Linked DNA regions of Homo sapiens: all the other regions are linked to region 3. Evidence: chromatin contacts called from ENCODE Hi-C or POLR2A ChIA-PET data. All regions are on one chromosome and are shown on one strand. The core of a region is the stretch at or near the end of the contact, and the rest is flanking DNA. Distances in the headings are between cores, read along the strand shown.

Evidence for each region. Hi-C counts contacts between places; a loop is a spot of excess contacts on that map. ChIA-PET counts read pairs that join two places held with the same protein, here RNA polymerase II (POLR2A). Pooled maps may share reads with other maps.
Region 1: a loop to region 3 is called in a pooled map, with 2.3 times the contacts of the local background. The contact joins two enhancer-like sites. A Hi-C loop is called at or near these places in 5 of 37 single-sample maps with no recorded cell type and 3 of 50 pooled maps. POLR2A ChIA-PET finds 5 or more read pairs at or near these places in 1 of 52 experiments (GM12878).
Region 2: a loop to region 3 is called in a pooled map, with 2.5 times the contacts of the local background. The contact joins the promoter of LINC03027 here to the enhancer-like site in region 3. A Hi-C loop is called at or near these places in 2 of 168 maps with a recorded cell type or tissue (B cell and CD14-positive monocyte), 1 of 37 single-sample maps with no recorded cell type and 7 of 50 pooled maps. POLR2A ChIA-PET finds 5 or more read pairs at or near these places in 7 of 52 experiments (CD4-positive, alpha-beta T cell, CD4-positive, alpha-beta memory T cell, HEK293T and 4 more).

The regions. Positions count from the first base shown.
Region 1 is chr10:22,377,692-22,380,391 of GRCh38, forward strand. The region is part of intron 4 of SPAG6 (sperm associated antigen 6); the gene reads left to right. Among named protein-coding and RNA genes, the nearest start is that of SPAG6, 34 kb to the left of the region's middle. RefSeq lists an enhancer at 1,169-1,398. Within about 2 kb of position 1,445, at least 2 of the 41 ENCODE cell types and tissues checked have a DNase peak (open chromatin) inside an H3K27ac peak, as active enhancers do; they include GM12878, where a contact is called at or near this core.
Region 2 is chr10:22,436,567-22,439,266 of GRCh38, forward strand. LINC03027 (long intergenic non-protein coding RNA 3027) reads right to left here and starts at 1,363. Exons shown (of 1, transcript NR_036533.1): 1 at 1-1,363. It overlaps LOC105376449 (a long non-coding RNA gene), which reads left to right and starts at 509. Exons shown (of 4, transcript XR_001747392.2): 1 at 509-585. RefSeq lists a silencer at 111-290 and enhancers at 761-810, 777-1,277, 1,111-1,270, 1,278-1,778.
Region 3 is chr10:22,596,007-22,598,706 of GRCh38, forward strand. The region is part of intron 3 of PIP4K2A (phosphatidylinositol-5-phosphate 4-kinase type 2 alpha); the gene reads right to left. Among named protein-coding and RNA genes, the nearest start is that of PIP4K2A, 120 kb to the right of the region's middle. Within about 2 kb of position 1,310, at least 6 of the 41 ENCODE cell types and tissues checked have a DNase peak (open chromatin) inside an H3K27ac peak, as active enhancers do; they include B cell and GM12878, where a contact is called at or near this core.

The sequences.
Region 1 (2,700 bases), core at 195-2,694, 220 kb before region 3:
GCTGACCAGGGACCACGTTTATAAAAACATGACATCTACATATTACCCTCCCAATGTTTTATTTTTATTTCCTCTTTCTGTTTTCTCTCCTTTACCTGTTCTAGAGAATCCCATCAGGGTACCTGTGGCCTTTTGCTGTCTAGCCTTCTCCATCAGATTGTGCTCCTTGAAGACAGGGACTTCTTACCTAGCACTGGGCTGGAGCAAGGAGTGAATACCTTTGAAGTTTGAATAATAACATGCATTTTCCATGGTTTTTAAAACTGTTTCTATTATTTATTTTAAAAATTATTTTTGTATATTAATTAAAAAATTGTTATGTATTTACGGGGTACAAGTACAGATCTTTTTTTCTTTTCTTTTCTTTTTTTTTTTTTTTTTTTTCTTTTTGAGACAGAGTCTGACTCTGTCACCCAGACTGGAGTGCAGCGGTGCAATCTCAGCTCTCTGCAACCTCCGCCTCCTGGGTTCAAACGATTCACCCACCTCAGCCTCTCGAGTAGCTGGGATTGCAGGTGCATGCCACCACGCCTGGCTAATTTTTGTATTTTTAGTAGAGACGGGGTTTCACTATGTTGGCCAGGTTAGTCTTGAACTCCTGACCTTAGGTGATCTGCCCACTTCGGCCTCCCTAAGTTCTGGGATTACAGGCGTGAGCCAGTGCGTCTGGCCATGAGTACAGATTTCTTACATGCATACATTGCATAGTGGTGAAGTCTGGGCAGGTTTTTTTTTTTTTTTTTTAAGCAAAATGCAAAGTTATAGGTAGAGTGAAACCACAACTATGGTTGCAAATGCTATATAAAGCAGGTGGAAAACAAATGAAACAACTTCTAGATTCAAAAAGCATTACTTTGTAAAGATGTAATTCCATTTATTTTAGCTATTTTCTTCTTTACCGGGACACTCCAGACCCTCTCTGTAGTTTTGCGTTACTCGATTCAGCTTGGTCTCAGCTGTTAAAGGTCTAATGCTAAATTAGTGGTGGGGATGGGAGCTAAAATGACTTCAAATTTCCTCAGCCTATTGTTGTTCAAGGCTATAACCAAGTGTTTTTGTTTTGTTTTTTTTCTCACTTTCCTTTTGTCTGGTCTCCACTTCTTGACTTTTTCTTACCATGTTTTGAAGCTGCTTTTTACTTGAGTCCTGTGAGAGCTGCCTTCCCTCCCAGCTGATTGTAATTTCTTACTAAAGCCCTGTTAACTCCAGATCAATGGCTTATTTGACTCACTTGACTTTTTAAAGGAGCCAGAATTATTTCGCCTTTAAAGCAAATGTATGTATGTATGTTAACCCTTAAGCTCTCAAACACTCAACCCATGTGTTAGGGTTAAACTAATGGCTCTGACGATTGGGTGGAGGCAAGAAAGATAGAAATGATGAGAGTAGGAAAAATGACATTTGTGTGTGTGTGAGAAATAAAAATCACTCGAGACTTTTACATAGTAATATGCAAATTCCCCCTTTATGCTTTTCTCACTTCCACCTGCAATTGGAGATGTCAATCTCTCAGCTGAGAATGATAGCTCTAGTGAGTCACTGTTGCCTATGGAGGGATGTTGTCTTGCAGATGTGTTGGTGTAGAACAAAGCTTTTTGTGGTAGCAGCCTCCATGATGCCTGCCTCCTCTTATTCACATCCTTGTGTAGTCCCCTCCCCCGTTGCACCAATGCACTATAGCAGAGGCAATGCTATGCCACGTCCAGGCTTAGATTATAAAAGACTGAAATGTCTTTTATAATCTTGAGTCTTCTCTTTTGAATCACTTGGGTCCTCTCTTTTGAATCACTCACTTTGGAGGAAGCCTCATCATGAGCAGCCTATGTAGAGGCCCATAGGGCACAGAACTAAAGATTCCCTTTAACCCTCCCACGAGTGTGCCTGGACACATATCCTCAATTGACTACAGCCCCAGTTGACTTCTTGATTGTAGCCTAGTGATAGGTCTTGAGCCTGAACCTGGCAGGTAAGCCACTCCTAGATTCTTGACCTACAGAAACTATGAGATAATAAATGTTTGCTGTTTTAAGCTGCTAAATTTGGTGTGATGTTACATAGCAGTAGATAACTAAACCAGTTGTAAACAGCTGGGTTAGACCAAAACCTAAAGAGATTTTTCTTTGAGACAGGGTGTTGCTCTGTTGCCTAGGCTGAGTACAGTGGCATGATCACACCTCACTGTAGCCTTGACCTCCTGGGCTCAAGCAATCCTCCCACTTCAGCCTCCCGAGTAGCTGAGACTACAGGCACGTGCCACCATGTCCAGCTAAGTTTTGATTTTTTTTGGAGACAGGGTCTCTCTCTGTTTCCCATGCTGGTCTTGAACCCCTGGATGCAAGCAGTCCTCCCACCTTGGCCTCCCAAAGTGCTGGGACTACCGGAGTGAGGCACTGCGCCTGGCCAACAGATTTCTTTTACTTTGGAAGTGCTATTACCAAAATCATGCTGGAGTTACCAGTAAGTAACCAGCTTTGGTAATTGCAGCAACATATTTGTTATTATAATTTCACCCAATCATGAAAAATTTGGTTGAATGGGATGAGGAATTATTATTAACATAACATTAATATCATATAAGTGGCAGCCAATTTTAAATGTAGGTTTTGTTTGTTTGTTTGTTTGTTTGTTTTGAGACAGGGTCTTGCTCTTTTGCCCAGGCTGAAGTGAAGCAACGTGATCTTGGCTCACAGAAACTTCTGC
Region 2 (2,700 bases), core at 113-2,612, 160 kb before region 3:
CGGCGTGTGGGCGTGTGAGGGGGCACCGGGCCGACTTCCGCCCGTCAGTAGGCCTGGACCTGCTGGCACCCGCTGTCAAGATAGGGCCTGGCGTCGCGGCGAGGCATCAGCTCGGGCAGAAGCACAGCCCAGGAAGTGGGCGCGTCGCAAGCTCCACACCCAACCAAACCCGGGCAGAGGGCTCGGTGGGCGCGAGGCCGAGGGCCCAAGAGGCCGGGGCCGCTACCCCCTCGCCCCTGGGACGGCCTCCGGGTCTCCTTGCTCCAGCAGACAGGCCCGCGGCGGCTACTCCGAGGCGCAGGGGCAAGGCCGCAGCGGGCAGCGGAGGCCGAAACAGAGAACACACACAACGCGGACCGACAGCAGTCACCGCAGGGGTCGCCGGGGCGCGGCTCTATAAAGCCTCGGCTCTATAAAGCCGCGCTAAGCCGCATCGCGCTGCACGTTTCCTTCCGCGCGGGGCCGGCGCTACTTCCCGCCTTACCAGGCCGCCGTGCCGGGAGGAGCTGAGACGTCTGCAAGGCCGCAACATCTCGCAGCAGCTTTTCGCCTGCTTCCTCCGCTCGCTCTAGAGGGCACAGCAAGGTGCGGGGCTCAACCTGCCGCTTCCCCAAGACGGAGGTGGCCGCCACGCTCCCGCCCGCTGTAAACGTCCGAGCGGGAAGAGCGGCCTCTGGTTTCTGTGGTATCGGCTTCTGGTTTCTGTGGTATCCGGAGACTTCGTTTCCCGGCGCGAGGGAAACAAAGATGCTGGCGTGGAGCGGCCTGCCCGCCGCTATTGTCTGGCTGCCTGACAGGGAGCGGCCGCTTTCGCTTTCTTCTGCCGAATGGAACGTGGTGACTCGGGAGCCGCGGAGCGCCTTTCGAGGCAGCTTTGTCTGCGGAAAGGGAGCGCTGCGGACGGCCTGTCGGAATGGTCACCGCCCGCTTTCCGCGGGAGGCGCGCCGGGCACCGCTGGGCGATTTCTCCGCCTCAGCGAAAGAAAGGAGAAGCCGGCATTTGTGGCCGCCCAGTCTTCGTTCCGATTTGAGCCCTGGCGTCGGCGGGAGGTGACAGTGCTGTCCGCGCGCACCCCCTCCGTCGCCGTCAGGGTCGTGCTCCTTAGGTTTCCTGCGGTTTTTCTGCTGCTCTGAGACGGTCTCTGGGACCAAGTTCTCACAGCATCGTCTTCTCCTCTCGCAAATAATCTTTTTATGATGTTTGTTCTGCTGAATCCACCGGACGCCTCAGACACGGGCCCTGACGGCATCGCCGGCCTGGGGGAGGCGTGGAGAGAGGGGAGGAAGGCGGGAGGGCTGTGGGGCTGCTAGCTGATTTGGGGATCCCATCATCTTCGAATTTTTATGCAGAGCCCATGGAAGCGCCTGGTCAGAGAAGCGGGAGGAAACCGAACCTAAGAAAGGGGCTTGGAGTCAGCAGTGAAGAATCTATTGTTTATTTTAGTTTTGTTTTTAGATTCAGGAGGTAGAAGTGCAGCTTTGTTGCTTCCAGGTATTGCAGAGTGGTGAAGTCTGGGCTTTCAGTGCTGCCCCCACCCAAATAGTGTCCTTTGGACCCATTAGGTAATTTCTCATCCCTCAGAGTGACTACTATTTAAAAGGCAGCTATTGTTAGAGCTGGCAAGCTGCAAGGGCAAAACAAAACAAAACAAAAAACAAAACAGGGTTGGGGGGAGCATAGAATATTTTTTTTTTTTGACAGCAGCGTAGTAAAGTTTGGATTTAGAGCTTTTTGTTACTGCCCATCTCCCATACTCCTGTTTTATTTCTCTTTGTAGCATTTATAACCTCCTGGTATGATAACGCATTTTACACGTTTATTGGCTTCTCTGCCCACTTGATTTTTATCTCCTTTTGGAGAGCAGGGAATTTTTTGTTCCCTGGAGCCTAGCAGGGTACCTAGCAGTGTTCTGGGGGCTTTGTAAATACTTGCTGAATCAGTGGAAAAAAAAGAAACAGGGCACATTATCTAAAGTTATTGTGAGACAAACATAAAACCAAAAGGCGAATGATGCAAGGAGAAGTTATCTCTGAACCTGCTCTTTGTGTTTTGGAGCAGTAATACATTAGGAATAGCTAAGAAGGGGTCACGCCAGCATTCCATTTTCCAAATAAGAAAGTGAAACAAGTGAGCTCTCACTTCTAGGATGCCTTCCACTTCATTAGAGGGATTGGTTCTCTGAGGTCAGCCCATCAAAAATGTATGAAGAAAATGGAAGCCATTTATTACTGTTCATCTGTTACCCTCAGACATATTCTCATTTCCAGCAGCAGGGAGTTAGGGTGGCATGCCTCGTGAGCAAAACATGGGGCTTGGGGACATTCAGAACACCTACAAGATGGTGGTGTACACAGTGCTTGGAGGCATATCTGGGGAGTGTTTCAGCTGAAAATTGGCCACATCCTCCTATTTATTACACGTTTCAAAAATGGCCCCACAGGTTGCACATTTATAAGTGGTGGATTTGTTTTGAGGGAAGTGAGCGGGAGTACACTTTATTTTGGAGTGAAGAGGATCGGAGTAGCCACCTCCTCTAAGAAACTACTCCAGTCTCAATCTCCATTCCTTTGGAACTTTTCGTTAGGAAAAGGCCACATCTTGGCAGGGAAAGTTTATAACACCTGTGTCAGTACTGCTGGAAAGCTCTAAATAAAAAAGTTAAAAATTTAGTGTATTCCTCAATCACCCAGTAATTATCG
Region 3 (2,700 bases), core at 60-2,559:
ACTAGCCTGACCAACATGGAGAAGCCCCGTCTCTACTAAAAATACAAAATTATGCAGGCGTGGTGGGGCATGCCTGTAATCCCAGCTACTCGGGAGGCTGAGGCAGGAGAATCGCTTGAACCTGGGAGGCGGAGGCTGCAGTGAGCTGAGATTGTGCCATTGCACTCCAGCCTGGGCAACAAGAGCAAAACTCCGTCTCAAAAAAAAAAAAAAAAAAAAGGATTTACTCGAAGACTCGACTCGTTGCTCTAGGAAATGCTGTAAAGCATGGGCCTCGGAAGGTGACTCAGGACAACCGTCCCAAGAAACAGAGTCCGATCAGAAGACAGTACAACCATCATCTCAGCAGGGGCCTAATGATGGTTTAGGACACCTGGGCTGAGATGAAAGAGAACATGCAGTGAAAATAACACTTCACAGATTCCAGATGTATTCAGGACAACGTCAGCTAGAACGAGCACATGAGCTCAGGGAAGGAGGTCTTATATCTTCAACACAGTCACTGTGCTGCCTCAAAACAGTCTATCTACTGACACTGAATAAGAAACTCCTCAGTGTGCTTTGTTTTGTTGCAAAGGAAAAAGGAATCACAGCATGATGTTGGATGCTTGGACAAGTTGGGAGGCCCTTGATGGAAACAGAGCTTGGGAGTGACCTTCAGGTGCCCCCGAGGGGTCCCTCCATGTATAAATAAACCTCAAAGAGCATTAGAGTTGGAAGCAACCTTGGAGATGATTCCAAACCACTCAATATACAGATAAGAAAACAGACCCAGAGAGCAGAAATGACTTGCCCAACTCAGTTCTCCAACATCAGGTGGGCTGGTGTACATGGAGGGCCCTGCAGGGGCCCTGCCCAGAGCCTCCATCTCCCCCTGCCGTGCTGCTTCCCTGCCTGGGCTCCAGAGTATGGTGGGCATTATGAAGGGACAGTCATTTTTCTATAGTGACATACACCTTCTAATGCCAATTTAGAGTGTGAGCCAGCTGGCACAAAACCAAACCTGTCTTCAGGTTTTCGATTTTGCCAAGTAAAGTGTGTAGAAAATATCAGTAACAGCCACAGTGCTAATGCAGTCCGGAGTCTGTTATTTACACTTTTATTAACATGTGTACAAAGCTATCTGAACTCATTCTAGGACTGTTCATTACTTTACATTAACTGAGTAGGAAGAGTAGGAGCTGTCTTCTCTCCACGCAGGAGCTGAGACAGATGTGTTTGTGGAATAAGCCTTTGGGACAGGAAGACCGTGCTGCTGAGCCCTGGGCCCAGAGTCAGGCACTCACACAGCGTAACACAGGGCTGAAGGAGGACCAGCACTTAGCATTTCCTGTGAGTCCTGTTGACTGTGGTGACGATGTCAACCCTAAGAATTCTTCACATTTCTGACCATGTGGCACACTGCATCATGTCTATTTAAATTAGTTTATGTGGTCTGAGAATTGTCGGAGGTTCTTGTTTTCCTCCTGTCACTGGTTTCTGCCTTTAGAAGACTGTCCCATCCACTTTCTCTGCTTACAACTCCACAGATTTTCTTCACAAAGAATGCCAAAGTTGAAAGGAGCAATCTTTTATACTGGGAGTGCTGAATTCTGGGTTACTCTATATTCTATATGCACTCTCTATACTACTAAGCTGGGAGGATTAAAAAAAACGAGAAGGGAAAAAAAGAAATTAAGATGAAATTTGCAAGTTAAGACCAGCTCTGCATGGAAAAAAAAAAAGCCTAGCAGAAGACACCATTTAGAAAAATTCTTTCTCTTCTCAATCACCTAATTTAAAAGGGCAAATCTGAGATGAAGCTGATCCTACCTAAGGCCTTAAAAACACCCTTTAGAGGGCTGGTTTAGTCCTCTTCATCTCCAAAGTAAAATATTCACTTTCTGGAACACTTACCCTTATCTACCTGTCTGTCTTCAGGAGAAAGCAGCCAGATAAAATTACCCAGTGAAATCCACCCAGGCTTTGGAGAGATCTACTCTCATTAAAAATCAAATTCCTTGTCATGGACACACTTGGAGAGTTATATGGTCTGCAATAAAGTGACATTATTTAAATTCAAAATTGGGGGCTGGGCACAGTGGCTAATGCCTGTAATCCTAGCACTTTTGGAGGCTGAGGTGGGAAGATCACTTGAGGCCAGGAGTTTGGGACCAGCCTGGGCAGCATAGTAAGGCTCTGTGTCTACATAGCATTAAAAAATTAGCCGGATGTGGTGGTGCGTGCCTGTAGTTCTAGCTATAAGGAAGGCTGAGGTTGGAGGATCACTTGAGCTGAGGAGTTCGAGGCTGCAGCGAGCCATGATTGTACCACTGCACTCCAGCCTAGTTGACAGACAGAGACTCTGTTAAAAAATAAAAACAAACAGACAAAATTGGGGATTCTGCACCTATCAGTTCAAAAGTGACAGTAAGTTATTTCCTAAAGGCCTCAATAATAACTTACATGTTAAAAGGAGAATTTAAAATTTCACAAGGAAGTTTCAGATTGAAAATTCCCAGCCCACAAGGTCTTCCTTCTATTGCTGGCCCCTGCTCACTTCCCTGTGACCTCTCAAACCAGACATGGGCAAAGGACATAGATGACGACAAAACAGAATGGACCCAGGAAGCAGCCTCAGAGTGTCAGGGTGATCCATCTCAACAGCAATGGGCTGAAGTCAGGGCTTTGCGTCCTCCCTCCAACTCACCCTTCCCACCT